7 separate regions of the Mus musculus genome follow, and regions 1, 2, 3, 5, 6 and 7 are each linked to region 4. Evidence: chromatin loops called from intact Hi-C (ENCODE). Cell type or tissue: heart. All regions are shown on one strand. Each heading gives the region's core, and the rest is flanking DNA. Links, peaks and the distances in the headings are about the cores only.

Region 1 (4,428 bases), core at 318-4,317, 230 kb before region 4:
CCGCTGTGCCACAAAAGGAGTTCACGAGGTTGTCTTGGTTTCACAGAGCCTCAGGTGGGCATAGCTGAGTCCCTGCACAGGTCACAGGACTTGCTTGGGCCTGTCTGATGAAGTCAAAGATTATTCTAGAATCTGAAGTCCAAGGCTGGGAGGGAATTCCAATTCCCAAAATGAAAACACAATTACTCAGAGGTCATAAGGCAGGGGACGAGGGCTCCCCTTTCACATGCCCTAGAGGGTATAAGAGGAACCCCGGGACCCACCAGTCTGGGTGGAATTTCAAGTTGACTTCTAACTTCTCTACTCCTGAGCACCCTCCCTGTCTGGCAGAGTTGAAAGGGTTTAAGATCACATGACCAAGGAAGGCCAGAGACCTGCAAAGGAAGCCGTAGCCCTACCTTCTAGATTGGCCTGTGACAGAAGTGAGGCTGAAGCCTGGATGCCAGAGTCTGTTTTTGTTTTAACTTCCCAGGGGAAGGCATTCTGTAATGCAACCAACAGGCTTGTTTATGTCTTCAATGGGCCTTTTTATGACCCTGTGGTTAGACAGTCATATACAACTGCTCATGCTATTGTATTGTCAGGAAACTCAGACAATACTGGCCACAGACAATTCTGGGTCTCTCTGAGTCTCAGCAGAGAGGGCCTTATTTAGTCACAGTGTGCCGTCCACCCCCTCCACCCGAGTCACCACCTGTCTGCACAGAAGCATTGGGCATTTCCTAGGATCCCAGCACGACCTAGAACATCCCAGAGGTTTACAAACTCTAGAATTCCTTCTGCTTTCAAGGCTTCTCCACAAAGAGAGGCAATGATAAAACAGTGTATACTGGTCCCTCATTGCGTTTGACCTCCTGGAAGCCACTATTCTCTGTCACAGACCCTCAGGTTCCCAGAGCCCTCCAGCACGGTGATTTTCAACCCTCCTAGTACTGTGACCCTTTAACATAGTTCCCCATCTTCTGGGGACCCGCAACCATGAGGTTATACTCATTACTACTTCATATCTGTAATTTTGCTACTGTTATGGATCATAATGGAAACATTTGATACGCAGCATATCTAACATGCGACCTCTGTTGAGGGGTCGTTTAACCTCAAACAGGTCACAACCCACAAGTTGAGAACCACTTGGAAGTCATAACAAGTCTTCAATAAATACCTGCTCATGGCATGAGAGTTGTTAGGGTCAGAACTAAGGCACTGGCACCCTGATGAGCTAGCCTTAGACCACACACACACACACACACACACACACACACACACACACGACTGACTAAGAACATGATTAATAGAAATGAAGTCTGTGAACAACAACGAAAGAAAAAAGAAAAAGGAGAAAGATATCAGTGTGGCCAGATAGAAAGAGGAACACACAAAGAGGCCCAGCAACCACCCTAAATCCATCTTCTTTGTGCTGACTCGAGGTCTAGGTTTAAACAGGCCAAGGGGCTGGAGATATGGCTCAGTGGTTAAAAGCTTGTTGCTCTTGCAAAGGATCCCATTCAGTTCCAGATGATTTGATGCCTTATTCTGGCCTCAGAGAGCCCCAGGCATGCACGTGTTACACATACAGACAAGCAGGCAAAACATGGATATAATAAATAAATAAATCTTTAAAGTAAATAGAGGTCAAAGTGTATCCATAGCACTGCAGTCCTGGTCAAAGTGTTGTCTACCTCATCCCAACACAGTGGGTCTGGGACCCAATCTCTTCTGCAGAATGGTCTGACAAATTGTCATAGCTGCATGGGATCTCGTCTGGAAAACTAGCTCCTCCTTTGGCTGGTACCAGGATTCAAGTTTTCCCTTCTCCCACCCTAAGACTCCAAAGAGAAACTCAAATGTCTTGGGTCCATTGTCTCTAGAGTCTGACAGCCAAAGCAAAGGTCAAAGGTCAAGTCCCTTTTGTATATGTTCATTCTCCCCAGGGCCGTTACATGTACGCCTTCCCAGTGACAGCATTCATCTTGTTCCACCAATTGGAAGGACTGCAGCCCCACCTCAGACCCACTGGTCAGCATACTTTCCACTCCTGAAATGTTCCTCCCCTCGAGATTCACAGGACACACCACTGTACCTGGATGTAGTGGTAAGTTTTAGTTATCAAATTCCCAGAACCTGGAATCACCTCATAGCTCATATGAGAAATGTTCTAAATCTGATTGACCTATGGGCATGCATCTGGGGTTTGTTTTGAGTATTTATTGATGAAGAAAGACACAGTCCATAGTCGGTAGCACCATTCCCTAGGCAGGGGTCCTGAACAATATAAGACAGGGGAAAGTTAAACGAAGCAAGGATCCATCCATGTATCCTCTCTCTCCTCTGATCTGTGGATGTAGGATTTTAAGTTTCTGCCTTGACTTTTTTTTTCCCTCCAATGATGAACTATAACCTGTAAACCAAATAACCCCTTCTTCTGCTAAGTTGATTTTGGTCAGGATGTTTTATCATAGCAAGAAAAGGAAACTAGAACACTGAGTCTCTGCTCAGAGACCACCTTCCTCACAAGGTCTTCCTCACCACACTAATAAAAACCCGTTCCCCATTCTCCCAAGTTCCCCTCCCTTTTTTATTCTTTGTTTTCCTCCACCTTTCTGACCCTGCCTTAAAACAATACACTTGTCCTACTACCTTTCAATATTCTTTTCCATCTCCCCAATGAGAATGTGAGTTTCCCTGAGGGTAAGGGCTTTCGTGTTGAGTAGTATTGCCTGACACCTGGGAGCTTAACAAATATGTATCAAATACATAGAAACAAGTGTTGGTTGAGTAACTCTGCTGTAGCACTTTGCATTAATTGACTAAAATGCCCTCCATTTCCCTTTGTTTACATGAGTAAAATTTCCCTCCATGCACTTTGCAACACTACCAAATTGGGAGCATCATTTGGTTTTAGTTTCACACCAGACTCTGGTTTGTAAGGGAGCAAGGAATGAAAACTATCTGACTCCATAGATGTGAAAAACAAGACTCAGAGAGGTGAAGGTTCCCCAGCCTGTCTCTGCGTCACCATGGGAACCAAAGGGCCTAAGTCTCTCCCTAGGCTGGATTTTGTTTAGGGATGTAGGGCTAACAAAGATTGACAAGGGAAAAATGTAAGAGACTTATCTCATCAGAGTTTTACAGGACACAAGAAAAGCAACTTAAGGGAGAAAGGGTTTTTTTGGCTTATAGTTACAGAGTCAGGGTTAAGTCTATCATAGCAAGGAGAATATTGCAACAGGCAGGCTGAGCAAGATGCTGGCTGATCACACTGTTTCTGCTCAGGAAGCAAAGAGAAAGCAGGAAGTTGGGGTGGAGGACAGAAAACCTAAAACGTCGAAGCCACGGCTGCTCACTTGGTCCCTCCAGCAAGGCTCCACATGCAAAAGGGTCCACGACCTCACCAAACGGCAAACTGTGTGAGTTGAGATCAGGAATTCAAACAGGAACCCAAGAAAAACTGTATTTTGAGCTTAGTCTTGTCAACCTAGGATAAAGTCTAATTGAGAGCAAAGCATAGTCTATCTGCTAGGGATTGAGCCCAGGAAGACAGATCCGAGCAGCTGTGAGGATGCCTGTCACTCTACAAAGCGGACTTGGAGCTTGAGTTGACAGTCCCTGGATTTGTTGGACTTGTGAATAGAGCTGGAGGAAGTTAAGGCTTAGAAGGAATTGGCACAGGTAGCCTAGTGCACAGAAGGCCAGAAGGGGTCCCCAGTGTCCCAAAGCTCAAATGGAATCAAAACCAGGTATGCTTGCAGCCCAGTTCAAAAGCTCTGCTGCAGACCTCTCTGAGACCTTACTAACAATGGCTGCCGAGTTCTTGTTTTCCTTTGATCCTCTCAATGAAGAGCCAGCATCCATGTAGAAATATGTTTCTTGCACAAGATAAAACCTCATGAGGAATGCTGAGGCTTGCCCCGCCCCAGCATAGCTGTTGCCATTTTGTTCCATGCCTGCCAGCTATTTCATATTGTTGCTGTAATATGCCTACCCGTCACCGATGCAGAAAAATAACTTGACACAGAGCAGGGTCATGCTGACCACGTACCCTGTTACATTCTGTGTGTTCTGAGGCTTGCTAATCTTAAGGAATTCTACAACTATAAGCTTCACATAGGACCCATTGAATTAAAGGTCAATATGAACTGTTATGTCTAAAATGGCTTGTGCCAGGGCCGACCATTGAGGGGCACTTCCAGCACCTGTGTGTGAGCTCACTGTGGTTTTTGCAGTTTTAGCCTTTGTAAGCTGCCCCTGAGAAATGTCCAGCACACACCTGTAAGCTGTTATCCTGGTCAGTCCGTCTTGAGGGGTGCGTTCAAGAAACCATCCCTGTTTAACTGAGATTGATGTTCTTGTGGTTTGTGGGGCGACTCCTGGACCCCAACAAGATGGACCCAGAACACAGCAAGGTCGATCCTGACTGTCCCTGCCCAC
Region 2 (4,428 bases), core at 244-4,243, 120 kb before region 4:
CTGTAAGAATTCAGTTTTCTAAAGCTGAAAGCAAAAAAAAAAAAAAAAGTCTAGTCTCTGCACATCTTTACTTGTTTACAACCTTCTCAAAGTCAGAACGAAAAACCGAGGGTTGTCATTTTATCTAGTTTCTTTGGGTCTGTAAGGATCTTCACACATCTTCCACACTATGTTTAAGCACCTCTCTTCCGTCTTCACTCTTCTCTAAGGTGCTTTGAACCTACCCTCAGGCCAAGATTTTGAGCAGGTTACACCCGACTTTTGAATCAGAGTGAACACATATTCACATCATGGTAAAATACATTTAGCCAGTGTACTGGGCAGCCATGCTAAGCAAGAGTCTCTCATTCAAAGGAGTGCAAAGGGTCACTGCTACCTCACACCTTGAGGGAATGAATCTTGGTGGTCACATTTTTTCAGTTTCTAACATTACCTAAAAAGTATAAAGGGAGGCTTAAGTAATTTCCATTTAATCAGAAACAGTCCCTTTTTAATACTTTCTCGACCCTGACCCCTCTGTTGTTCCTATTCTTTTAACTCTGTAAAACCCAATGAGGAAGGAAGGTAGATAAAGTATTACCCAGAGGTGAGACAATGTTCTCCCGGAGCCAGGGAGTCAGTAAGCTTGGGGGCACAAACTTCAGGACCATCAGGTGGCTCTGGTGTCCTTTCCAAGCCAACCCTGTACAAGGCACACCGAACAATCTCCTCCTGCTGCCTGACTGTTAGCTGTTCACCAGAGCCTAGCCCGTGACCCCTGGCTTAAGTTGATTCAAACTGAAGCCACTACTTGAAATTGACCCAAAGCCTACATGCCCAGGGCTAGAAGAAAGCTGCTTCCAAACGCTCAAAAAAAGGACAACGGTTGCTTTTGTTTTCTTTTAAACTGTACCTGCTAGGGAAGGAGAGTGCGTGAAAGCACACTACATTACCGAATTCTCTCAGAAGAATGGGGATTTCAGCGACGACTGACTGACTCAGAACATAGCTGCCTCCGCCGGCCGCCGACCCCAGTCCGTGACCCGGCTGCTGGTGGTTTATCATCCCTCCAAACCTGAAAGTCCCTACCTCCAGATCAATCAAAAGCTGGGGGAAGGCATGTCTTCGGAAACACAAGCAAGGCCACAACTTGGATGAATAAAACTGGGCTAAGGGCACCCGGAGCAGGATTTCCGCTGGAGTCAGAAAAAGAAAGGTCAAAAGATTTTTTTTTTCTTTTTGGTGTGATAGCGGTGACAAGTGCGTGGGTACACAGCCGGCACTGGCGGGCTTTGGAGGAAGGCTGTAACTGATCGCGGACGCTGAGGGCAGGCGATCGGGACCAGCGGCCGGCGGGGACGACGAGCAGCTTCTCGACGCGTGGGCGCAGAGCGGGGCTGGCCTGGGTTCTCGCGCGTGTGTCCTCCCGCAGTCCTTCCATCGGACTCCGGAGAGCCGGGGTCCGAGGCCCGCCCCGCCCCCTGCTCGGCACACCCCCTCCCGCGACCGCGCACACGCGCGGGCATACACACCCCCCGCCTCCCGCGCGCACGCGGCCGCGCCGAGCGCCTGACCCACGCGCCACCCCCCCACTTTGCGCCCGCGACCACCCGCGCACCGCGCGAGAGGACCCGGTGTCCAGCAGGCAGGACACGCGGGACTGGGAGGCCTAGAGGCGGCGGGGCGCGCCCGCGCGGGAACTCGGTCTGAGGGAAGGTCACTTACCCGCCGCATGGCTTTCAGAATCAAAGCCAACTCGTAGCGGGGCATCGCCCAGGTTGGCGGCGCCGAGTCCAGGAGAGCCGGGGTCGCGAGGGCGGGGACGCGGGGCGCAGAGGAAGACGAGAGAGGAACACGGCCGGTCAGCTCCCGGACGGCGAAAGCACCGTGCGACCCCGCGAGGCCGGGTTTAAAGGCTCCGGCAGCTGCGCAGACGGCTCGCCCCGCCCACCGAGAGCCCCGCCCACCCGGCACCGCCCCGCCCCTCTCCCGGAGGGCGCCTTGCACTTGCACCTCAACGGCTTCCTGCTTGCCCTCCCGGGCCGTGTCTGTGTCCCCCGAGCCTGCGGAGCGTGGACACGGTCTCGAGCAGCCCGTCGGAGGCCGTCTCCTCGCTCGGCACGCACCCGCTCCCCGCCGCCTCCGCGCCTACCAACCTTGGGCTCTGGAACCCGGTGGAACTTTCCAGGCCTCCCCGCCCACCCTCCCTTCCCGGGTGCTAGGCGAGCGAGTGCGCGTGCGCCGCGGTGCGGTGCGGTGCGATGCGGTCTGGCTGCTGTGTGCCCCTCGCCCGCGTCTCCAGGGAGGAAGGCGGGGTGCTAAGGAGTGACTGCTGCACCAAGCCGCAAAGAAACAAGCCTGGAACCGAAGGGCTATGTAGGCATTTGCTGTGTGTGCCTAGCCTGACCCAGAAGCAGGTTAATGCTTCGACTCTCGCCAGTTATTCTTTAAATATTATCCTTGCTTTTCTGGTAAAGGAAACTATGGATTCCCTGAAACACAGGAGTAAGGAGGGGCTTCGTAGAGGGTCCCAGGTCCAGCACTCCACAGCGCGCGCGCACACACACACACCCATACACGCACATATAGAGCTAACTCGGGACTCCCCTCCTTCTGCCCCTGCTCCTGTTTCTTAGCTCTGGAAGGCACTAATTCCGCTGCAATGGTTGTCTTCTGCTCCCACCTTACTCCAACTAAAAGGGTCTTTAAGTGAAATGTTCTTGTAACTTTAAAGTGCTCTAATAATAATTTACTAATAATTTACTGAGGGCTTACTGTCTGTAGCAGGCACGACACTGAGGCTGTTTGTTCTCACTTTAGCTCTGTGAAGCAAATCGTACTACTCGCCCTATTTTAGGTATTAGCAAACAGAAAAATGCAAGGATAATTTAATTAGTCCAAGGTCAAACACAAACGCGTGGAAAGAAAATTTTGTGTCCAGAATGTCTGAAGAATAGTTTCACTGCCTACACTTATGAACCTCACCCCGTCCCCCATCTTACAGGCCAAGATGTTGGTCTTACTCAGTGGCGTTGGACGTCTTTGTAAAGCACACATGGAGACTATCTTTGTCACCTCCTCCACAGACCAATCTCCACAGAAGATTATGGTTTTGAATACAACCTAGGATACCTGGTTTTTTTAACATTTTCATTAACATTTCAAGGTTTGTCCTGTGCCCTTCAACACAAACTACAAAACCACCTACTTAGCATCAGCCACACACCTGGTTGGTTGGATTGTTTTGTTTTGGTTGTTGTTGGGGGTCTTTTTAGTTTGTTTGTTTTGGTTGGTTGGTTGTTTTTTGTTTTTAAGCAGCATGCTACCAAAAAAAAAAAAAAAAAAAAAAAAAAAAAAAAAAAAAAAAAGACACAGAAGGAAGAAAGAATTTCTGGACATTGAGACGAGAATTCCAGATCTGTGTGACATCCCACTTAAACTGTCCTTCCTGTGGCCCAGTTTAGGAATGTGAAGATAAGAGTCTCACGTGGTTGAGCCAAGCCAAACACCAAGCAACACCCTGAGGTGACCAGCCTGGACTGCCTCCCGTTGGAAGCACCACAGCTTTTCCCTGATACCCAGGGACCAGTGAAGTCCTAGTTCTCTAGACAAATGGGGTGAGGAAATTAGCCTGACTGAACAATGCCTCAGGGCAGACAGCACCCCACAACCCTCCCAAGCTGTTGGCCACCCACAGACTCATCCCATTTCTTAACGTGGAAAAGAAATCAGCTATCCTAAGTCCCCCGCCCCTTTCAGAGTTTTAAATAAGTGGCTATGGCTTTGTTAATTTTATTGTTAAAATTAATGCTGATGCAAATTGAAATTTATCAAAAATAATTTTAAACTATTTATACTGTTGGGTAAGCATGTAGAATCATAAGCCATTTCTATAGTATTTAATTTATTGATCTTTAAAAAATATCTTTTAGGATCTTGGGAAAAAAGATCTAATACGGTAGATACGTAAGATTTTATTGGCCAGAGGTTTTGGCTAATTTTCAAGTAAAGCTTTCTGAGGAGTCATAGGAAGAGAGAGTAAAGGCAAAAGTTGAAATCCAAGGTGCTCTGGTCAGTTCATCCCCTTGCCATCTCATCTTCTACTACTGTATAAGGAGAGATTTGACCTTGAGCTTTTCACCATAATTCTCAAGATAGCTGACTATCGTCATCATCACCATCACCATCATCACCATCATCACCAGACCTAACATTCTGCCATTCATTGTGAGCCAGGAAGTGCTTTTCATGTATTAATATTCATTTCTGCCCAGGCCGTCACTACCACATGTCTCCAACAGTACCCAGACCTGCTCTACCCCTTTGTCTGTGTCTGCCCAGGCCGTCACTACAGGGTCTCCTCACCTGTCCAGGAGCAGTTTCCCAGGATCCTGGCTGCCATCTTTTTTTTTTTTAATATTTATTTATTTATTTATTTATTTATTTATT
Region 3 (4,428 bases), core at 195-4,194, 530 kb before region 4:
ATACATTGTGTGAGTGGCTTCTTTCATTAGCATCATGTCTCCGAGGTCCATCACGGGGTTGGCAACGTTAATACTTCTTTCCCTTGTGTGCGATCCTGGCGCAGCCACTCGCAGGCCACTCCAGTTCTCTGCATGAAGAACAGCAGCGTGAACACGGATGCCGGGAAATGTCATCGGCAGGTCTGTGTGGTGTGGCTGGATGATTTTATTTTTCTTTAGATTATACCTAGAAGAAGAACCTCTGGGTCACATGGTGACTGTAGATTTCCTTTCCCAGGAGACAGGCCTGAGACAGGTCTATTTCTCCCCATCCTCACACCCTCAGGGCTTTGCGAATTATTTCTTCTCTTCCATTCACAAGGGCATCACAAGGACCCCAGGGCCTTACACATGCCATACTTTGAATAAATCTCAGCTCTAGTTGGGTATGATAATAGATCCACTTCCTGACTAGACAGCTTGCCTACTTTAGGAGAAAACACAGACCCAACTCAACACCCCCCTAAAACTTAACTGCACTAGCAGAGGAACACTTACTGGGCGCGTACTGAATCCTTGCCCATATGGGGGATCTGCCTCGCTCTGCAGGCAATTAACAGAAAGGTGAAACCCACACGGGAGTTCTCACTCTGATGAGCTGTCCAGGCACAATGCTCACCTGAGGTCTTGTTTCCCTGTAATGAACCGCCCCCCACCAAACCAAGGCCCAATGTCTTCCCTCATCTCCTACTTCGATGGTTCTCAATCTTCCTAATGCTGCGACCCTTTAATACAGCCCCTCATATTGTGGTGACCCCCCCAACCAGAAAATTATTTTGTTGTTCTGCATCATAACTACAGTTTTGCTACTGTTCAATTGTTGTCTAAATGTCTGATATGTGGGAGATCTATACGCAAAACCCGTGACGGTTCTTGGACCTCCAAGGGGGTCAAGAGCCACAGGTTGAGACCCATTGCCCTCCTGCTACAAGGATTTGAATGAGAAATGTCTCCTGGGAAGTCTGCCATTTGAACACTGGTCCCCAGTTGGTAGTACTGTGTGGGGAGGTCTAGGGAGTTTGGCTTTCCTGGAGGAAGTGAGCCACCGGGGGCAGGCTTTGGTAGTAGAAACAGTTCACCTATCTAGTTTGTTTCTAGTTCCATGTCCCTGCTTCATGGTTGTGGCTGAGATTTGATCTCTCAGCATCTTGCCTCCGGCTGCCATACCTATTACTTAGCCACCACAATGGACACTTATCCCTCTGGGACGCTATATGGAACACTAAGAAACTCTTTTATAAATTGTTTGGTCGTGGTATTTTATCACAGTAACAGGAAAGTAATTGATACACATAGCTTTTTTTCTTTTTCTTGAGATACTAAAGCAGAAAGGGAAGTTTTTAGAGGAAAGAGAGGCAGCCAGCAGAATTGGAGAAAAGGCACGAGGGAGGGCGATGGGAGACAAAATACAGTGTTATCTGTGTATACACAAAATACACGATATATGTATGAAAATAATTATTGAAACCCACTCATTTTGTGCTAAAAAATGCTTCTAATTATCCAAAAATTGGACAGTAACATAATGACTAACACGTTGAACTATAAACATAAGGCCATATCACGATGTTACTCAAGTCTTATTTGTGATTCCGCGACAATATGCACTAAGTATCTAAGCACTGCTAACGTCTACGGAACAGAGCCTCTAACTAGATTTAGTTTAAGTCCTTAAAATTGGCTGCGTGTTTCCAAACGTCGCCGCGTGGGAACCGCAGAAGCTCTGCCTCCGGGTTACCGTTCCACAGGCTAACACCCGGCTTGTGTCCTTCAACAGGCACCGCCAGCTGTCAGAAAAGCAGAACTGGCCAGAGGCCTCTGCCCCTAACAAATATGGCCGCCCCAAGGCTTCAGGCTTAGGGCGGCAGAGTGGGTGTCACGTGACAAAAATCCCGTCGTATTATTGGTCTGCTCTATAGGAAGGGCGGGACTTGATGGCCCGAGTGGGCCGACCTTAAAGGGAACGTTCTTGGGCTCCGCGAGAGCTACGATTCGAGGCCGGCGAGCGCAGGCTGGCCGCCCCTCCCGCGCGGGGCGGAGGCGGACAGGGCGGGCACTGGAAGGCGGCGTCCCGGCGCCGCGGTGACCCCCAGAGGGTGAAGCGGGAGCCGGCGGCCGCGGCGCCGAGTGGAGCGGAGCTAAGGGAGCGCGCGCCGGGCATGGAGGACGGCGTGGCCGGGCCGCGGCTCGGAGAGGTGGCGGAGGCGGTCGAGGCACGGGCGCCCCGTAGGGTGACTCTGCGGCCCTTCGCGCCCTTCTCTGCGGCTGCCGAGGGGGACGGGGGCGGCGGCGGCGACTGGAGCTTCATCGACTGCGAGATGGAGGAGGTGGATCTGCAGGACCTGCCGAGCGCCACCATCGCCTGCCACCTGGACCCGCGCGTGTTCGTGGACGGCCTGTGCCGGGTGAGGACCGGGCCTCCGTCGGGGCGGAGGGCGGACACTTGTTGCGGGGCGCGGCCGGGGCGGGGACGGGCCGAAGCCCTGCTCCAGGGGTCTCAGACACTGGAGACGAGCTTTCTTTTGCACAGCCTACATAGTCCAGGTCGTGTTCTACGGGATCATTGAAGATCAGAAATCAATTCCTCCTCCCAAGTACCATGATTGGTTACTCAGACCTGCCCCATCTCCTTCCCAGGGTGTCAAATTTGTGTGGATTTGGGCGAGGAAGGAACAATTCCTAATGTACTCAGTGACCCTGATGGTGGCATGTCGCTCCTTTAAGGGTGAACTAAATATCCTAAAGGCTTAGGAAAGACTTTCCCCCCAACCGCATTCAACCAAAACTGGCCAATCAACCGCAAGATAATGAGCAGCCAGGATCCTCACCCAAACACTGGCTTTTCTTCCAATAGTGCAGATTGAGAACGCAGAGCGTAGTCTATTTATGAACGGTGAGTCACGTCTGTTTTCTCCGTCCTCCCAATGAATGAGCTGCACCCTTCCTTTGACAGTAAATGCAGGGCAGGGGCTAAACCCCAACGGACCATGAACAGTTCCCTTGGCCACTTCAGGTGATAATTCATCGAGCACTTGCCCTAAAGGCAAAAATGCAATTTGATTCTCTGCTGTATCTTCCGATCCCAGAACAGCCTCACAACAGAATCTTAATAAATGTGGAAATGAGTGACTGGCCAAGTGGGCAGAGCCTTAGACAATGCTGTTCCAGGATACTAGGCACCCAGACAAATGCAGTCTCACTCTGAACTGATCTTGCTTCAGACAGAAAAAGAGAGCCTGAGATCCCTAAAAGAGGTTTGAAGTGCTGGCGAGAGCTCAACCGGCAGAGAGCGATGAGAAAAGCCCCGAGCTGTGACAATTGTTGCTCTCTCTACACAGGATGTCCTGAAGCGTGTGCATAGCCATTGTAAATCCTCTCTGAAAGTAAATGGCCGTATAAATTATAAATAACCAAGACACAGTGGTGTCTCTCTTGGCAGCGACCTTCAGCTCCACTTCATTGACATGTGGACTCAGTGCCAAGGGCTGAAAGCTTTGCTGACATGTTTGATTGAGGGAAACAGAAAAGGTAAATATCAGCGGTAGCAGAAGGCGACGACGGTGCTCTAGGGAGAAGGAGGAGGGCTCAGGGAGTAGAGGTCTGAGAAGGAAGGCGTTGGCTGCTGTGCGTCCAATGAGCAAAGATGACAACACTCTTGGAATGATAAGGTGGTGATTGCTAAGGACTGATGCTGGTTTCCAGGCGTGGTTTCAGACTCAGGAGGAAGTGGAGAGTTTGCCAGGCTTGTCACTTTCATAGAGCTTGGATTCTGGAAGGTGTGGAGACAGACAGACCTCAGGGAAGAAGCACATGACAGGGGTGCTCTTGAGCACAGCCCCACCACTGACATCTCTCTGATGCTAAAATCCACATGTGGTGAAGTTTCCTATGTAAAACAGTAGGTGCTTGCAAATAGCATATGCATGATATAGCATATGCATAATACAACATATGCATAATACAGCATATGCATAATACAGTATATACATAATATAGTATATGCATAATACAGCGTATGCATAATGTAGTATATGCATAATACAGCATATGCATAATATAGCATATGCATATCCTCCCGTGTGCTTTAAGTCATCTCTAGGCCACTTACGCTACCTGGTAGGTTGTAAATGTATATAAATAGTTGTTATACTGTTATTGTTGTTGTTTTTAAATGGCAAGAAGGAATGGTATGTACCTGTTCTTGCAAGTGCAGTTTTTCTTTATGAAAAAAGAAAAATTATTCTAGATTGTCCGAACCTGTACATGTGCAACCTGAGGTACTGAGGGCCGGCAGAAGAGAGACGTGCAGCATGGAATGTAAAGAGAATCAGGTAGTCGCGACAGGTGGCAGACCTAGTGACAGCCAGGTCCTTACAGGGCTGCACACTG
Region 4 (4,428 bases), core at 254-4,253:
GTGTGTGTGTTTGAGAGAGAGAGAGAGAGCGAGAGAGAGAGAGAGAGAGAGTTGTGTTGTTCGGTGTTCATGTGTGTACTTGCACATGTATATGCAGGTGTCTGTATATATACATGTGGCAGCCATAGGGCAGTGTCTTCCTCTATCACTGTCTGTATTTTGAGACAGGGTCTCTGACTGAATGTGTAGTTCACTCCCTTTTGCTAGTCAGAGAGCTCCAGAGATCCACCTGTCTCTGCCGCCACTGTACATAGGTTGTATGATCGATTGTGACAGCACACACTCACATGTGGGGATCCAGACTTCCGCCTCCACACTCCCCAGCCAGCCCCATTACACGCTATGCCCTCCTCCTTCACAACAAAAGGTGGTTTTCAAAACTGAAACTGGTTCAAAAGAATCTGTGACAGCTCCCCGGAGGTGGGCAGCTCTTGGTTGCTGGCCTGTTCCCTGGACATGCCAATACAAAGGAGCAAAGCAATGGACGGGGTTGGGGGACAACCCTCTGTCCCCTTTCCAGCCACATACAAAAGGTCTAGACTGCTGTTCCTTGCAGATCTTGTCTTGGTCTCTGAAAACTCCCCCACTAATAGTCCTTTCGTTGCTTGAAATCTCAAACTAGACGGTACTTTTCCCCAGTTCTGCTAGTCTGCCATCAAATAAAAAGCCTACAAAAGCTGCTAGCAGCCCAGTCTCTCCCCAGAAGGCGCTGAGTGGGTGCCAAGCAGCTGCTTAGTACTTCTGGGTCACAGGGCCACAAGGTCACCCTAACTCATTCCCTACGGAGACTGGTCAGGCTTTAAACCCTGGGGTATTAAAGCCTCCTTTAGCCTCACCACTGTATCTTCTCTGTCAATCCCCTGCCTCATGTCCCAGCCACATTCCCCTGATAAACCAAAATGAGCTCTACTTTAATGATTAAAAGCGAACAGAAGAATATTCTGCTGCCAAGCCTGACCAGCAACTGCTTATGAGACCCGGCCCTACCTCAGGGTCCAAACGGTCCTGTCTCTACACGGGGACATTTCAGAATCAGACGCCCCCACATTGGGTCCCTCTGAAAGGCTTCCCTGTGAGTGTGAACATGTGTGTTCCTCTCAACACATTCACTCTGTCTCTTACAACTAAAGGAAAACCTTGCTACTGTCTTCTTCACACCTAACTCCTGAGGCTCAGCAGTTCTCAGGGTTGTTTAGCAGTCATACATGCTCCTTCCTCATCCCCCTCCCCCCCCCCCAGTTCTCTCCCCAAGTAAATGACCTTACAAAGTTTGTTTGTAGCTGGGTGATGGATGGTAGTGCACACCTTCAATCCCAGCACCCCAAAGGCAGAGGCAGGCAGATCTCTGTGAATCTGAGGTCAGCCTGGTCTACAGAGTGAGTTCCGGGACAGCCAGGGCCACACATGGAAACCCTGTCTCCAAAACACTGTTTGTTTAGTTGTTTGTCTGTTTGTTTATTGTGTGAGTCAGTTCTCCTTCCACTATATGGAACCCAGGGATTGAACTCAGGTCATCAGGCTGGGCGGCAAGCGCCTGTGTCCACTGAGCCCTCATACTGTTCTTTGACCCATGCTTATTTACCAAGCCGTTCCGGCTGCAGGTTGGTTCAGAGCGTCACTCGGTAAGTTTCTGCAGAGGACACGTGCTTCTGACCCACGCCAGGCCTCCCCACAGTCAGGCCCCTTCCCAAGTGGAACTGGTGTTGACAGGAACTGTGCCCTGCTTTCAGAGGGTCTCACGGCCATCTCTTCCAAGTTCCGAGCCACAGCCCAGTGGAAAGAAGAAATAGCACGTTAATATTGCGTTTAAAATGGCCCCTGTTGGGTTTGTGTTCATCTCCCCTCTACAGGAAAAACAACAAATAGGAAACCCCTGTGTGCAAAGTGAGAGTAACAGGCCCCTCCCCGGGTCTTCCAGGCTGTGACGTGCTACCTCCTGTTATATTTCCGTTCTCCACAGAAGGAACCTGAGACACAGACATTGTTTAAGACACAGAAGTGGTGAAGCAAAGCCTAGGTCACATCACCAAACACAACCAATCATGACCAGACCCTCGAGCAGGTCTCCTCAGCTCTCTCAGTCTATTAGAAGAGCACCGCGCAAGCAAGCTTGCTACCCTGGCTTTCCTCTCAAGATCAATGTTGTGATTCAAACCAGGGGCCAAAGAAGGTTAGGCTCCGTGTCTTTTCTTTGCTTCTTCTGTCGCTACCAGCTTCCAGAATAAGATTCCCCCAAAGGTATAGTGCTCTCCCTCCTGACCTAACCCCACCCCACTGCCCAACCCAACAAAGGGCTATGACTTCTAAGTCAGAAACATGCCAGTGAAGCAAGACCTGGGTTGCTATGGGAGGTCTAAGAGTCAAGGACCAGCTAAGATAGTTTCTAGGGGGTTCTACAACAGGCTTCAGCTCTGATGGTGGAGGTTGTGACTGGAGCTATCAGGATTGTTTGTTTCACAATCATATGATTCTCACTGGCTAACGTGAGCCAGACACTGCATTTTGGACCCAGAAAGCTCTAGAAAGACTCTGTTTGCAACATAAGGTGATGGCGCCCTCTAGTGTCCGCAGCATTTTGCAGAAACCTACCAGGCTCCTTTGTGGTGACCTTGAACATTGAGCAGGTGGCAGCTTCAAGGTGGGCACTACCTCACATCACGCCCAGAGGTGAAGAAAACAAGCCTGAACCACAGGGGTGGTGAAACTCAAGACCCTCTATGGGCCACTCTGCAGATCCGAGAGATCGAGTTTCAGGGGGAAAAAAAACCACTAAACTTTTCTCATTAAAAAAATGAATGAATTAATTAAAAATTATGTGTATGCTGCTGAGGTGGGGTGTTGCATGTATTCCAGATGCAGAGGTAGAGGCAGGTAGATCTCTATGAGTTCTGACGTCAGCGTGGTCTGGGTTGAGAGTTCCAGCCCAAACAGGGCTACACAGTTTAAAAAAATAATAATAATAAAAAAAATCAGGCTGGGGTGGTGGCTCACACCCCCGTGAGCATTCAGAATGCAGATCTATTTGAGTTCGAGGAACCCTGTCTTGAATAATAAAAACAACAAACAAAAAACCACCCCCTTGTGTATGCAAGTATGCCTACATGTGGGTATGTCCATGTGAGCACACAAGGGCCAAAAGAGTCCAGAAGAGGGCGTCAGATTCCCCCGGAGCTGGAGTTACAACTCCAGCTTGGTAATGGAGACCTGGGTTCTGGGGACTGAACGGGGTGGGGGTGGGGATGCCCTCTGCAAGGGCAGCACAAGGTTTTAACTGCTGGGCCGAGTGTCCGCTCTCACCACCAATTCTTATTAAATGATTTACTGCCTCTTTCCTGTGAGCACACGTTCCAGATCTTAAGGTTAAAGAGTTTAAATTCATGCGGTGGTAATGCCTTCTCTCTCTTGTTCATTGCCCGCTCAGTTTCCAACACACAATCTCTGCGAACCGCAAGACTTGTGCAAAAGCCCCAGAGGTCATTTGCTCTTTCTGGGGCTTTAAAGAGAAAGAGAGATCTTGTGTGAAAGAACTGCTCTAATGCAGGCTGCCACCCTGCAAAACACAGGGAGTGTGGTAAGAGGCTTGTGCACAGTTCTTAAACAAAACAAAGAAAACACCAGAAAGGACTGTACTCCGACAAAACTCCATAGATAACGTAAACACTCCCGAGACCTCTCCGTGCAGGAAGAGGATTTATGTATGAGTGCTCTATCTGCATGTACACCTGCGTGCCAGCAGAGGGCGTCAGATCCCAGTATAGATGGTTGTGAGCCACCCTGTGGTTGCTGGGAGTTAAACTCAGAACCTCGGAAGAGCAGCCAGTGCTCTTAACCACTGAGCCATCTCTCCAGCCCAGTTCGTACATGTTTAATGTGTGTACTTAGATCTTTTCTGTGTGTCATGAGATAATTTTTGTAAGTCTGATTTACTTATTTAGGGTTGTTTGGTTGTTTGTTTGGCTGGCCCTTTGTAGCCCGACTGGACTAGAACCTGCCAAGTAAAACAAGCTAAATTTGGCTTTGCTGTCATCTGCCTGCTTCTGTCCATTGAGTGCTGGGTCACAGGCACACCCCACTATGCCTAACTTGAAAGCCTCACTTTCATGGCTGTGTAATATAGCGTTCCAAATAAGCCATTCCCCTGTGTTGGATACGATTTGTTTGCTTCTCTGTTTTTCTATCTCTAAGTGAGGGCACTGTGAACTAGGGCATGAACCTTCCTCTGGGTCTCTGGTAATGAACAATGGGAATTGCTCCTGTAAGTCTAATCTTTTTATCTGGACTTTCTAAATACTGTAATTTCAAAATGGTTCTTTCTGAATTAAAGAGCGAGTCACTAAATTTTAAGACATATGGCAGGGGCTTGTGAAATGGCTCAGTGGTTAAGAGCACCAACTGCTCTTCCAGAGGTCCTGAGTTCAAATCCCAGCA
Region 5 (4,428 bases), core at 171-4,170, 520 kb before region 4:
CTTAGTTTTCCTGCCTGTGTAATGGAGATACTAATAGTAGTTATGGAAGAAAAAAAAAAAAAAAAGAATGGGTGACTTGGATCTAGCAAAAGGGCATTGTAAGTTACTGTGTCCATTTTCAAGTGCTGTGTAACCAAGTTACCTAACACTTTAGTGAACTAACAGGGCATGGTTGTGGGATCCGGGAGTGGCTGAGCTTAGCACAGAACTGCTGTCGACCATCATCTACAGTCTCACAAGAAGACTGGAACGGGATTTTCTGTGACTGTTACCGGGAACCTCAGTCGTTTGATGGCGGAACACTGGAGGTGTCTTTTGTTCCTTGCCTCTTGGGCCTCTCCACAGGGCAGCTCACAGCGTGGCTGCTGCCTTCCTTCAGAGCAGGAGAGAACCCACCATTCCTCCCTGAGTCTCCCAGTGAGAGCCACACTGTGCTGTTCTTCTAGGAGTGAGGCACAAGGACAGGTTTCGTTCAGGATTTGCCTTCTATTTCCCTAATCTTAGACACACAGATACCACTATCCAAAGGCACTAGTGTTGGGAGCTGGGTCACCAGGACGAGAGGCCAGCCACCTAGTGGCACCACAGTGGGACCTTTGGCATCCTGTTTATTTACTTTTGGACAGACCTCAGGAAGAACGCAGTGGTCCTGAACTCGATAAGTAGCCGAGACAGACCGTAGACTGCCTCTAGTTCCCAGTTGCTGGGGTTTCAGGTGCGCAGCACCATACCTGTTGGGTTGTTGTGGGTTTGCCTGTCTTGTTTTTCTCCTTATAAGCCTTTTCAGCTTCTGCTAATGCTTAGAAGTGCTCACTAGAGCAGGCTTGAGCGGGAGCGTGCTATGGAGAGCTTCTTGTTAAGCACGGTGCGCCAAGTTCAAACCCCAGCACAGAAGTAAAGGATGCTTAGTGAGGGAGGATGCTTAGTGAGGGAGGATGCTTAGTGAGGGAGGATGCTTAGTGAGGGAGGATGCTTAGTGAGGGAGGATGCGCAGTGAGGGAGGATGCGCAGTGAGGGAGGATGCTTAGTGAGGGAGGATGCTTAGTGAGGGAGGATGCGCAGTGAGGGAGGATGCGCAGTGAGGGAGGATGCGCAGTGAGGGAGGATGCGCAGTGAGGGTTCCTTGACCTTTTCTTCTGAGTTCGGCACCCTAAAGAAAACTGTATGTAAACTGCCCGTCGATGCACTCTAGCTACAGTATGGAATGCTGGAGCATCAGAAGCTGTTACGCAGTTTCTTAGGGGAGGAACCGCTGATGGCCACAGCGCCCTGAACACGGCTGATCCCCGAGGGTGAGCAGGCTCAGGCCTGGTTAGCTTGGACGGGGGAAACTGAGCCCTCTCTGGCTTGGGAAGGCCCAGTCCTTTCCCTTTCCTTGCTAATGTCAGCAGTCGAGTTATGAAATTTCCATTGCAATCATAATTAACCCAGTAGAGAGAGGCATTTGAGGTTGGCCTGAATTTAGAATTAGAAGACAAAAATGTTGTTTAATTCAGAGAGCTAATTTTGGAGTTTTTTTTTTTCACTCAAAGTTACAATAGCTTTCCTTACTTTATCGTCGCATTCGTCTGTTTGGGTTGCCTTCCCAAATCCCACAGCATCAGGCCAGGTGACTTCAGTGACAGCCATTCTTTTCCTCACTGCCCAGAGGCTCCAAGGCTGGGATCAGGGTGAAGTTCCTCTCCTTGGCCTGCAGATGGCGCCTTCTTACTGTGTCCTCAGAGGGTTTTTCCTGGCTGTATGGGGACAGGGAACGGAGGCCTCTTATAAGGACATGTAAAGACATGAAGGCCCTGCCGTTGGCTCATGGATGAATTACTTTCTCAGAGGCCTTATCTCCCAGCCCAGCCACACTGGTGTTAGGTCTTCAGCATGCGTGTTTAGTAGAAGGGGGAGGGGCAGAAAGAAACATTTAATGCCTCATTACCAACCTTTGCATTTCTGGCTAATCTTTGTAACAAGTGCATCGTCATCAATACCATTCGTATCATACACGTCGTTTCCTAAGAATGTTATGAAGGGAGCACCGTTGTTATCGTCCACATGGCTCAGCTGGCTCAGGGTCTCAAATCCCAGGTCACCTGGCTGGAATCACTGGTCCCTGCTTCCATCCGGCCTTCACCATCTTCCCAAGGAGTTCCCTGAAGGTTTTGTACATAAGGATTGACAAGTTACAGCTCTCATCCCTTTTGCAGTATCTTTGAACAGATGTTGTTGGGCAATCCTGATATATCAGGCAGAGTGGCAGCCGTTATGTTAGTCTCCAAGCTGACTGGTACCCCGCCACTAGAGCCAGGCAGATCTGGGTCCAGCATTCCACCCATCCACTCGTTTGGCATGTTCATTCAACAAGTGTTTATTGGGCACCATTCATGTTTTGCGTTACGTAGTTCAAGACTAGCCATGGGAGCTCAGGAAAATTCTACACATACTCAGTTGCCAAAAAGATCACCATACTCTCTATCAGACGTCTAGGAAAGTCCATTTAAGGCAGCCCGCTGTCCCCAGACCGTAAATGTCTCTCCTTTCAAATCCCAAGCCAAAAGGAAGACAGACGAGATTAGTTTTGGATATTGTTCATGCCATGTAAGCGATGAACGAAGTGTTGGTTGAGTTACTCTGCTTGTCCAAGCTTTGCCTACTTGCTGTCTGTTGAACAGGTTAGATTGGAGCGTCTGAGGCCATACCTAGCTCCAGAAGCAGTGTAGTATTCTCTTCTCCCTGTGGGTGCCAGAGCCCACTGCCTCCCCCTTCTGCTCCCCTAACCCACAGGTCCAGACTTTCCCAAGCAGAATTTGCTCAGGATGAGATGGCCCCAGTCATTCTAGCTGTCCCCTCTCCAGGCCTTCCAGCCTTCCATCCATCCATCCTCCGCCGTGTTCATGGCTAAAGGAGGGTGACTCTCAGACACTTAAACTTTATGCCTTTAATGGATTTTGGAAATCCACTTAAAATTAATCTCATGATCTCGCACCAGTGAGGATTTAGATGGTCAAAAAATGGTCCAGCCACCATCTGAAGATTTGCCAGAATATTAGAGTGACATTTGTTTAAAGTCTGACAGCGAAGTGTTTTCCTAATGTCACGACAGGTTTACCTTATTGAGAAGACGGCTGGTTGCTGGCCGTCTATCTGATTTATGCTTATTTCCCAGGGAAATGAGTTCTCCTCCTCTTTACTCCCTCCTCTTCTTCTCCTCCTCCTCTCTATTTCCTTTTCCTTCTTTTCTTCCTCTTTTTTTTTTTTTGAAGTGAAGTCTCACTGTGTTAGCCAGAGTGGCTCCAGCGCCTGAGTCCAGATGTCTCTTGCCTCCCAAGTGGCTAAGACTGCAGGTGCATGCCGCTGCTCTGACCTAGGGTGTTTTCAGTAGCACATCTTTCCATCCTTAAGTCCTGGTGGTAAATTGTAACATTAGTAATTCCAAAACTAACTCTAAGTACTTCCACTTGCTATTGTGTTACGTGTGCCAATTCTGTTGAGCCTTGCCCGTCCCAGTCGTCCCCTTTTAAGGGTAACACTGCTACTTGCTCATTTTCTAGACAAAGGTGACTTCTCTTTATAAATTTAATAAGCATCATAGAATCTTCTACTCTTGGAGGTTTGATTATGGGGCTCTCAAAGCCCATGTGAAGAAGAGACCTGCGAACCTCGCCTTGCATTTCTCTGGTGAGTAGCTGAGGCCCAGGTGGGTGAGGGTGTGGACTCAGGAGTATTCTCCAGATGTGGACACAGCTGGAGTTGAGCACCGGTCCCCATTCCCAGTCTACAGAACAGAGCTCAGAGGAGACGGGCACCTCGGAGGACACTGGGAATCAGAGCAGATTTGCTCCAATCGGTCCATTGATCACCACCAGGGCGCAGTAGCTTCCCCTGTGTTCTCCATGGACCCACTGGTTGACTGAAGACCGTTCAGGCATGCCTTTCCCTAAAGGAAAGAAGCAGCAGTCATACCCAGAGCTGCAAAGACAAATTGGTAATTTCAGCTTCGAAGGGGAGAGACAGCATCTCATCTCCCTAGCAGGAGCCTGGCAAATGGAAACCAGCGCCTGCTGCTGCTGGGGCAGGGGGTGGGGCCATTCTGGCTACTGGTCGGTGTCTAAGGTAGGAGAGCAGAGTCTGCAGCCCTGTGCCACCTAACGGCCTGGCTGTAGTCAGCACTGCAAGGTGACTGGTCACAGAGGTGCCTGCAGTGGTCCATACTCAGTTCTTGGGGTCCCCGTGATTCACCCATCTTCTGCAAACCGGAGAGTACAGCTGATGTAAGCTGAGTCCAGCAGTCAGTTTCCCACAAGCCCCGTGCTGCCGCAGAGCTAACTGCTAGCACTAGGGTGGGATGTCCGGAGAGCCCAGTTCCTCCACATTGTGCGCCAAGTGCCAGCTGTAGATTATCCCATCTGTGTGGACTGCTGTGAGTCAAAGGTAATTACT
Region 6 (4,428 bases), core at 253-4,252, 350 kb before region 4:
CAGCTGCAGGAGGCTGCGGTCCACATCTAGAAAGTTCCCAGCTGTCATAGTTAACGTTGTCTCTCTGGCCTGGCTAGTCAGGCTGTTTGTGATAGATTGTCCTCTGTGAGATCTGAAGGAAGGAGCTCTCAACTCAGAGGCTGCCGTATTCAAAACGGCCACATTGTGTCACCACAGACCTGGCAATGTGTGCCACAGGGAAGACAGCCATTGAAGTCAGAGGTTTCTATCTCTATGTAGAATATTAAAGGTAAAAGCCTTGTTACACCCTCAGAGTGGACCGTGCTCGCTCTGGACTGTCTCATCCAATTGCTAACAGCCCATAGTAAGACTTTAGAGTGCCCCCCAAAGAGTAGAGATGCTGAGTTAACTATCGTCACAATTTCATTGTGTGTAGGTATATCAAAATGTCATGTTGTATTCCTTAAGTATATGTAAGAAAAAGGATAATTAAAATATTTCTATGTGTGTGTGTGTGTGTGTGTGTGTGTGTGTCTACATATGAGTGCTGTTGCCTACTGAGACCAGAAGAGGGCATCTGATCCACTGGGGCTGGAGTTACCTTGGTGTGAGCCACCTCAGCTAGGTACTGGGAATAGAACCTATGTCCTCTGCAAGAGCAGCCAATGCTCTTAACTTGCTGAGCCATCTCTCTAGAGGGGAATCTTTAATTTCTTTATGCTTGTATAAAAACTTTCTGAGATAATTTTAGACTCACAGAAAGTGTTAAGTCCCATGGACCACCCCACTCAGCTTCTTGTGGCGATTACATCATCATAACTATACAGAAGACAAGAAGTAGGTTACTGATTTTGATAAGACAGGAATTGCAAAACACTCAGACCACAGTCAGATCTCAGTGTGTGTGTGTACTCTGACGCATGCACGTGTTTGATGGATGGAGTCAAGGTGCCACCACCATACACAAGAGGGCAGAACCGCCCCCAGCCATCAAAAGCTACTTCATGCCCCATTCCCTTCATTCCTTTCTGTCTGAGCTCTGTCTCCCATTAGCCCAGGAAACTACCAAACAGAAACCCCTCTATACATCTGTCATTGTGAGAGTGTTATAGGATGCGGAGTACAGAGTAGGTCGCTTGTGAGGTCAGCTTTTCCCACACAGTTTAGGGTCCTTTTGGTCAATGCAAAGTATTGCAAATAGCAACATGTCCCTTTTCCTTGTTTTGAACTAGTATTGTGCTGTAGAGATGTGTCCCTGCAATGACAGTTTCTGTGATTTGCCCATGAGTGTGCGTGTGCACATAAGTTTTCACTGCTCTGGGCTGAATGTAGTAACTTCGCCACAATGACGGCAGGGGCATGTTCAGATTTATAAGGCGTTATGATGCTAAAGAGCGGGGGATCTCCAGCGTCGCTGTGTCATCTAACGGTGTAATTAGCTGTGAACACAAATTCCAGTTGCTCCAAAGTTCCTCAGCAGAGCTTTAGCTTCCATTGTCCTCAGCCAAGAGCTGCTAGAAGTCTAGAAGTTCAGAACACTGTGGGGCCCCAGAGATTATGCAGTCCAGCCCGAGGCTGTAGAAAAAGCAACCAGGATGCCAAGAAGGGCACCGGCCGACATCTCCCCTGCACTTCAATTTTCTGTGATTTTTTTTTTACTGTTTTTTTTTCCTCCCTGCCCAAAGGCAGGCAGAGCTGCACAGTCTCTGCAGTCTTGTCAAAGGTTAGACCAGACCTAAGCGCCTTTCAAAGCCTCAGAAAAAGTCTTACCCAGGAAATTTGACCTTGTGCTCTGTAGCTTCGTCACAGGAGCCAGGCTGCAGCCACACATTCAGATTCCCATCAGCCTCTGACTGCTAAAGCCACACAGTATCAGCTGCTCTCGGGAATTACTAATGGTCTAAGGTTCAGATTCAATCAGAATTTATAGCCTGCAGCTGTCAGTCATAGGTTCATCCATGTCTGTCTGTCTGTCTGCTGTCCTGTCAACAGTTCTTCCAGCCCTCAGCTCTTCCAGGCTCTGAGTGTCTACAGAGTGCCAGGCACTTTAGAAGGCTCTGGTCCATGCTGTATCTGCAGTTAGGGTCAGAGAACGCCACCTGCCAGATGAGAAAGAAATGGCCTTGAAAGTCAGAATCCCTGGGGATTCCTAACCCAAGGTCTTCTTGGAAGTCTGGCCTAGGTCATTCTTTCATACAGCTCCTGAGCACAAACTCTGCCATATGCTGCTCCTTTGACTCGAACAGCTTTCCTTCATTTCTGAGTTTAGATGGCAGCTTGAGTCCCTTTCTGGGTTTTGTACCTGTAATGTGAGTGTCTGCCACCAGGGGGTGCCAGAGAAGTGACTTAGTCATAGACAGGCCAAGACCCTTCTTGCGGATTTGTCCTTTCTGTGTCCACGATTTGGGTTCACTTGCAGCATTTCTGGTACACGGAGCTCCTTATGAAGATAGCAGACGTCCCTGCCTCACTGGGGATCACTGACGCCATCTGACGTCTTTGTGAAAGGGGCACACATCAAAAGAGTAAAGGAAGCTAACAACACAGAATCTTCTCCAGCTGGTTTACAGAAGTGTCCCAAAGCCATACTCGTGCGGAGTGACCTAAGAGCCATTCAGTTCCCCGTGCAGATGAAGTTAAGTCATATAGTAGCTTTATTTAACGGCAGGTTCGTTTGGTCGCTTTTGAGGGTTGCTGCAATTTTGTTCTGAGTGTCAGTGCACAATTCCTACCGATTTCCTTCTGTGTGCCAGAGAACACTCACCCTTTCCTTCTCCAGGACCGTAATGTGGGAGCAGCAAACAATGGTTTGTGGGTTCCTGGAGGGCAATGTCTCATGATTCTTTCTCCTGATTCGGAAGCTTCCTATATAGGAACTTTTGTCCAAAGTCTTTGGATTTCAGACGTTGAGATCAATATATGCTAGGTTTGCCTGGGAACTTTTTCGTGTGGGGTCCTGATGAGTCCCTTGGTCCCAATGAGATGGTTTACCATCTCTCTTAGCTTAAAGCTCTTAACTTTTTAAGTCTGAGCAAAACCCCTGCGTTGATTGAAGGTTAAAGGATTCAGCTTCAGTCTCTGTGGCAGGTTTCAACTTGAAACGGATCTTAAGCTCAGATCTGCCAGCCCTCCCTCCCTCCCTCCCCACCTCCCTCCCTCCCTCTCCCTCTCTCTCCTGCCCTCCTTCCCTTTCAGCAAAGCTATAAGTGAAACTCATCTCCCTTTGCATCCCCAAACCCATCTAACAGACTCTTAATATGGGCACTTTCCACCACAGTGTTTTGACACCAACGTATTGTGTCTGTCCTTCCAAGGCTCACAGAGCATCTAATCTGAAGAGATATCTCTTCATGGCTAGTAAAGGAGTGACCCTCTTCTCCTTGACATCACCAATGTCATTATGCAAGGGCTTGCAGCCTTGAAGGTTAGGAAAGTTCCTTAGAGGGAGTAGAAAAGAAGCCACCATGAGATGTCATAATGTCCCCTAGTCTTGGCTCAGATCAGGAGATGAGTGTCCAAAGGTTTTTGGAAGCTGCCTCAACCTCCAAACCTTCTTGCTACCCTTCTGGGAATCAAAACTGCCACTAATTTGTTTTCCTCCGGATTTCTGTGTCTGTTTACAAGAAGCCTTCATGCAGGGATAGTCTCGTGTCTGCACCAGACCCTCAGACTTGAAGATGATGACGCTGTGGTGGCTGGGGTGGAGAAAAAGAATTTGTTGAGGGATTGTGCTCCATTCCCAAATAAGTTCTGTCTCTCTCTCCCCCAGCCAGACTCGCTATAAAAGGGAAAACTGGACACCGGGTGGTGGGAAAGGAAGGGAGCCCGTGCTGGCAACTCTCTGTGAAACAGGGACACCGCACTGTTTACAAATTCCTGCAGCCAGCCCTGGAATCCAGATGCAGACGACTCCGTTTATGTAACAGAAATAGACCCCAATGCCGTGTGACTAAGGTGGCTACTGGAGGTCGGGTCCCCCACGAGGAGGCATTTGCTGCTGCTGCTGCTGAAGTCAAAGGGGACAGATTCCCTGGGGTTCCTGGGCAGGTGGGATTTTTTTTGGGGGGGTGGGGTGGGGCCAGTCTTCTAGGTGAGGTCTCTTGCAGGACAGGCATGTCTGAGATGTGTGGGGAGTTCAGGGCAGAGGCACCACAGCATCTTTTCATCACCAGTCACAAAGGGACATGACCTGAAAGTGTCAGCCCTGTCCTCTCCCAGCAGAGACGCATCAAAGACTCCAAGCCAGCCCGTGTTCAGGACAAGGCTTCTCCTCATGGCTCCACCTGGAGAAGCCTCGGTCCAACACATGGTTCTCATTGGCCACCCACGGCCTGGTCAGCAGGGAGGCTTGGATGTTCTAGAGTCAGCAGATGTGTCTCCAGTCAGACCGTCCCTCCAGACCTGGTCCCAGCTCTCTGCTGTCATCACAGCCCAGTGAATGGATGACCTCCGTAAAGCACTTCTCTG
Region 7 (4,428 bases), core at 248-4,247, 240 kb before region 4:
CCATTGACTTAGGGGCAGCCACCTCCCATGTCATTAGACGCTGGGATCCTGTGTGAATCGCTTACTCCTGTGATAAAACCAGAGACTTCATCTGGCCTTACAACTCCAGAGTCCATTATGCTATGGTGGCTGGAGCAGGGAGCTGAGAGTTTTATGTCTTCAGTGCCAGCTGGAAGCAGAGAGAGCAAATTGAAAGTAAAGAGAGGTTGTCTTCTCAAAGCCAACCTCCAGTGACCTTTTTCCTCCAGGAAGGCCACACCTCCTAAACCTCTCTAAACAGCACCACACCTAGGGACGCAGTGCACAAAGCTCAGCTCCTACTGGGTGCTGGTTGGGAGCTTTCTCCGTCTCTTTTTGTTTCTAGATGCTCTTTGTGCGGTGAGGCTCACTGCTGTGGCCGCCTCTCGCATCCCTCCACAGACTTTTGAACTATGTCAGGGTTCTGCAAAAGTCATCCTGGAAGGTAGCTGTCACCTCCGCTGGTGCTCCGTGCAGGGGAGGGGCGCTACATCTATCTGAGAATCTTGAAAGGTGACACGTTAGTCAACAGGGCCCCCTTCTTCCGCTTCCTGTAACCTCTGTAGAGGAACAAGTCCCTAGACAGACCCGCAATGGGGACCCTTGAAGCAGGCTACGCATGCGCTGTCCCCCAGCAGCCACGAGGACCATGCTTTGTCTGATTTGCCGTAAAGTGAGTTCCTACCACACGTGACCCTTACTTTTCCCCTTGCTCAGATTCCATCCCACCCTGTGCCCTCCCCATTTCTCTGGACTGGAGATCTTATGTAACAGAAACCACTGACCTCCAGTGACCCACCTACCCAAGGGACTGAAATGATACTCAGGAGCTGGGAAGCCTCCTGCCATCTCTTCTTCTACCTATAGGAAGTGGAGGAGGAGGAGCGTTCTGCACCCCTGCTTGCTCTCTCTGTCTCTGTCTCTCTGTCTCTCTGTCTCTCCTCTCCCTTCCTCCCTCTCTCTCTCTCTCTCTCTCTCTCTCTCTCTCTCTGTGAGTGTGTGTGTGTGTGTGTGTGTGTGTGTGTGTGTGTGCAAACTCTCATGAGTATACATGAATGTGCATGCCACCAAAGGTAAGTCCTAGCTGTCATGCCTTAGGATCCATACAACTTTTTATTTTTTAAAGAATTAAATATTTTGATCAGAAGGCCCGGGAAGGCAGAACACGCCTGAGATGACCCCTGCCTACCCCAACATCTACCCCATCTGTGGTCTGCTGGAGTGCATCAAGGGCCCAGTCCTACAGATCCCAACCTGCAGCATCTCCAGAACACAGGGAAAGTCTGGGACATCCCAGAGGAATCTCAGTGAGGACCCAGTATGGATGGGATAGCAGAAGCCAGAGGCCTGGAACCAGACCAGTGACTCATTGCATTGAACATTTGCAAGCAAAGGTGTGTGGACCAAAGGGTGTACTGTGGGACACACTGTCACACACCACAGCTTCCACAACGAGATTTTTTTTTTCTTTTGTGGGGGATCTTTTTTTTTTTCAAGAGCAGAAGGTAGGTACACGGGGCCAGGGAGGTGGGTGGGATTGAGATACATGATGAGAGATTCACAAAGGTTCAAAAAAGCTCAATTTAAAAAAGAATTATCTATTTTATGTGAGTGTTTTCACCTGCATGTGTGTATGTGCACTGAATATGTGCCCAGTGTCCACAGAAGCCAGAGGAGAGTGCTGGATCTACTGGGCTCAGTTCCACATGGTTGTGAGGTGGGTACTGGGAACTGAGCTTGGTCCCCTTCAGGAGCAGCCACCCTCCAGCCCCTGTGGTGTTTTTTCTTTAATAGTTACTATTTTTATTTCATGTGTACATGTGAATGCCTACATACATGTATGTGTACTCTGGCTGGTGTTCAAGGAGTCCAGAAGAGGGCATCAGATCCCTGGGAGCTGGGGTTGGAGCAGCTGTGAGCCTCCCAGCATGGCTTCTGGGATCTGAACCTGTTCTGTTCTGCAGGAGTAGCCAGGGACATCCAGCTGACCTAAACACTGAGTCTGCTCTCCAGTCCCTCAACTTGGCACTTCAGGTAGTATCTCTCACAGTCCTAGAACTCTCCAAGTAGGCACCCGAGAGACCTGCGTGGGGATTACCAGAGTGAGCCACCACACCTGAACACAAATGTATATATATTTTAACGTGGCTTTTGGGAACTGATCTCAGGCCCTTGAGTTTACATGACAAAGTTCTTTACTGACAGGCCATCTCCCAAATCCACACAGCCTTTCTCTCTTCCTGATGCAGAGTATATTCTGAGGATCCAGGAGCATTCTCAGGTGTATATCTAGCCCATCCAGGATGGGCTGGCTTCTGAACTGCTTTTCCTCTATTCTGCCTTTGGAAAAAACAAACAAACAAACAAACAAACAAACAAAAAACAAAAAACCCTCACTCAAAGATCCCTTATAGCCTATTCCTGGATCCCAACACTATTGATTTTTTTTTCCCAAGAATCCTGGAGAACTTCTACAACTGGGTTTTGAGAAAAGGCTCTGAGAACATACAATCCAAGGGAAAACTCATGATAACTGGAGAACCTGAGGCTCAAAGAGGTCACGTGGCCACAGCACAAGGTCTCACGGTAGCCATCCCCCGGATTTATATCATGTGACCAGATATATTCAGCTAGGTACCTTACAGGGGCTAGCCTGAAAATCTGGAGTCTTGTTTTGAAGGATGAGTTAGCTGAGGGTGGCCCTGCCCCTTGGAGTCTCTGTTACCCCCCTGTGCCAAATGGAGTTTTTAAACAGAGAAGTCGCACAGGAAATTCTCATGGAAGGAGTCTTCAAATCTGTTAAGAAAATGTTCCCTTGTTACAGAAGAATGAGCCGAGATGCGAAGCCAGCCCTGGTTTCTTTTAACCAAGAAGAGAAATTAGTGGCAAAAGAATATTTTGATAATGAATGGAAAGCTTGTCGAGACATTCCTGAGCAGGGAAAGGTAAACAAACTTTGGGTTTCTTCTTCTTCTTCTTTTTTTTTTTTTAGTTTTGTTTGTTTTGGTTTTTAATGAGAGTTGTCTCAAAGGAGGACAGAGGGGATTTACAAGTCTCAAGCCAGTTTGAAGAGATACTTGGGGTACAGAGTCTGACATGGATTTCTGCTCCTCCCATGCACACACAGCTTGCATGTGTACCTGTGTGTGCATGTATGTATTTGTTCATATGTGTGCATGTATATGTGTGAGTGTGAGAGAGAAAGTGTGTGTGTGTGTGTGTGTGTGTTATCTCCTAAAGCAACCCAAGTTAATGGAAAATTTTAAAAATATTTGGAAATGATCTTAGAACTTTACAGAACAGTACAGTATCTATTTCAAAAACAACCTGGAAGCATTTGGTGTCCACTTTGGCCTGGTGAATTTCCACTGTGGGCAGCTCTACAGAATTCCTTCATTCCAGCCCAATTCACTTGGAGTGGCATGATTTGATTAAGAATTTCTTCACTTTTAATTGCATGCCAAGCCTCCAGGGCATCACTTTTGGGTGGCCCCCAGTGACTGGAACAGGGAGGAGAGCACATGTGATCCTCTAAAGGTTTGCATTTGACCTGGTCCTCTAGTGAAATCCTGTCTGGCCCCTGGCAAGCTCACATCTATTAGAAACAGACCTGGCTCAGCTGGCAGTGAGCTTTTCTATGGTCCATTACAAGGAGCATCCAGAGGAAAGACTGAATCCACAGAGCTCACAGCCTCTCTGGGAGGTGGATTCTTGATGTATTTGGCCGAAGTCCACCCACCCCCTGGGAAATTACATCGTGAGCTACCCTGCTGCAAACTGTGCCACCACAATATGGTAGGAAAAGGCTTAGCTTCGAAAATCAACAGCTACGTGAGTCTACTCCAGTGCAAATAATGCGATAACAATTTCATGGTAGGCTTGGGAAAGGTACTGGAGATATTATAGACTAATGCGTACCATATGGTTAAGTCCCACAAATAGTATTGATAGATGGGGCCCTTGATTTTTGAGGCATCTGTTTGTAATGGTTAGCTTCCGTTGGCTGCCTAACACCATAGAATCACTGAGGGAAGGGTCCTAGTGTGGGGTATTCTAGATCAGGCTGCCCAGTGGGCCTGTCTGTAGGGGATTATCCTGACTGCATTAATTCAGGTGGGAAGACCCACTCACTGTAGGTGGGGCCCCGTCCTGAGCAGGAGCATCCTGGAGCACATGAGTGAGTCAATGATTACCAGCCAGCAGACATCCATGCTTTGCTCTCTTGAGGGGCTGAAGAGTTCCAAGGCCAGTGCAGAAGTTCTAAGCCTGACTCTTTCTTTGCTTCGGTGACTATGCATTTGATGTAAAAAGTTGCTTCAGGTTCCCAACTCCCTGACTTCCCCAGTGATTGACTGGAGCCTGAGACTATGACCGGAATAAACCGTTTCTTCCTTAAGTTGCTTTGGTCAG

The links. Peaks named below come from ENCODE experiments on the same cell type or tissue, not always from the same donor. Only the 100,000 strongest peaks of a DNase experiment are listed, where the experiment ranks them.
Region 1: it touches region 4 in a loop (4-fold over the local background); 10 of 42 quality-filtered maps call a loop at or near these places.
Region 2: a loop joins it to region 4, with 4 times the contacts of the local background. A loop is called at or near these places in 21 of 42 quality-filtered maps.
Region 3: it touches region 4 in a loop (3-fold over the local background); 17 of 42 quality-filtered maps call a loop at or near these places.
Region 5: it touches region 4 in a loop (3-fold over the local background); 16 of 42 quality-filtered maps call a loop at or near these places.
Region 6: a loop joins it to region 4, with 10 times the contacts of the local background. A loop is called at or near these places in 37 of 42 quality-filtered maps.
Region 7: a loop joins it to region 4, with 3 times the contacts of the local background. A loop is called at or near these places in 7 of 42 quality-filtered maps.

Annotation. Positions count from the first base shown.
Region 1 is chr16:92,159,964-92,164,391 of GRCm38, reverse strand. The region is part of intron 1 of Gm41496 (a long non-coding RNA gene); the gene reads right to left. Among named protein-coding and RNA genes, the nearest start is that of Gm41495, 9.1 kb to the right of the region's middle. In heart, for the core only: no CTCF peak of the experiment used is centred there; no DNase peak of the experiment used is centred there.
Region 2 is chr16:92,055,757-92,060,184 of GRCm38, reverse strand. It overlaps Slc5a3 (solute carrier family 5 (inositol transporters), member 3), which reads right to left and starts at 1,863. Exons shown (of 2, transcript NM_017391.3): 1 at 1,705-1,863. Mrps6 (mitochondrial ribosomal protein S6) reads right to left here and starts at 1,849. Exons shown (of 3, transcript NM_080456.1): 1 at 1,705-1,849. The coding sequence starts at 1,749. In heart, for the core only: a CTCF peak has its summit at 1,884; a DNase peak (open chromatin) is centred at 1,914; H3K4me3 peaks cover 2,460 bases; H3K27ac peaks cover 2,298 bases.
Region 3 is chr16:92,463,849-92,468,276 of GRCm38, reverse strand. It overlaps Rcan1 (regulator of calcineurin 1), which reads left to right and starts at 2,108. Exons shown (of 4, transcript NM_001081549.2): 1 at 2,108-2,444. The coding sequence starts at 2,199. Gm46555 (a long non-coding RNA gene) reads right to left here. Exons shown (of 4, transcript XR_003951847.1): 4 at 2,443-4,428. In heart, for the core only: a CTCF peak has its summit at 1,852; a DNase peak (open chromatin) is centred at 1,946; H3K4me3 peaks cover 2,322 bases; H3K27ac peaks cover 1,656 bases.
Region 4 is chr16:91,934,654-91,939,081 of GRCm38, reverse strand. Gm36797 (a long non-coding RNA gene) reads left to right here. Exons shown (of 3, transcript XR_385049.2): 3 at 1,851-2,741. Among named protein-coding and RNA genes, the nearest start is that of Gm36797, 4.0 kb to the left of the region's middle. In heart, for the core only: CTCF peaks have their summits at 2,566 (motif pointing left) and 3,718 (motif pointing right); a DNase peak (open chromatin) is centred at 2,521; H3K27ac peaks cover 1,175 bases.
Region 5 is chr16:92,455,122-92,459,549 of GRCm38, reverse strand. All of the region lies in intron 1 of Rcan1 (regulator of calcineurin 1), which reads left to right. It overlaps Gm46555 (a long non-coding RNA gene), which reads right to left. Exons shown (of 4, transcript XR_003951847.1): 2 at 3,098-3,392; 3 at 1,932-2,141; 4 at 1-1,736. Among named protein-coding and RNA genes, the nearest start is that of Gm46555, 6.2 kb to the right of the region's middle. In heart, for the core only: CTCF peaks have their summits at 1,685 (motif pointing right) and 3,846; no DNase peak of the experiment used is centred there; H3K27ac peaks cover 1,087 bases; H3K27me3 peaks cover 509 bases.
Region 6 is chr16:92,284,661-92,289,088 of GRCm38, reverse strand. No RefSeq gene overlaps it. Among named protein-coding and RNA genes, the nearest start is that of Kcne2, 5.5 kb to the left of the region's middle. In heart, for the core only: a CTCF peak has its summit at 2,289 (motif pointing right); a DNase peak (open chromatin) is centred at 2,288.
Region 7 is chr16:92,175,391-92,179,818 of GRCm38, reverse strand. All of the region lies in intron 1 of Gm41496 (a long non-coding RNA gene), which reads right to left. Among named protein-coding and RNA genes, the nearest start is that of Gm41495, 25 kb to the right of the region's middle. In heart, for the core only: a CTCF peak has its summit at 1,889 (motif pointing right); no DNase peak of the experiment used is centred there.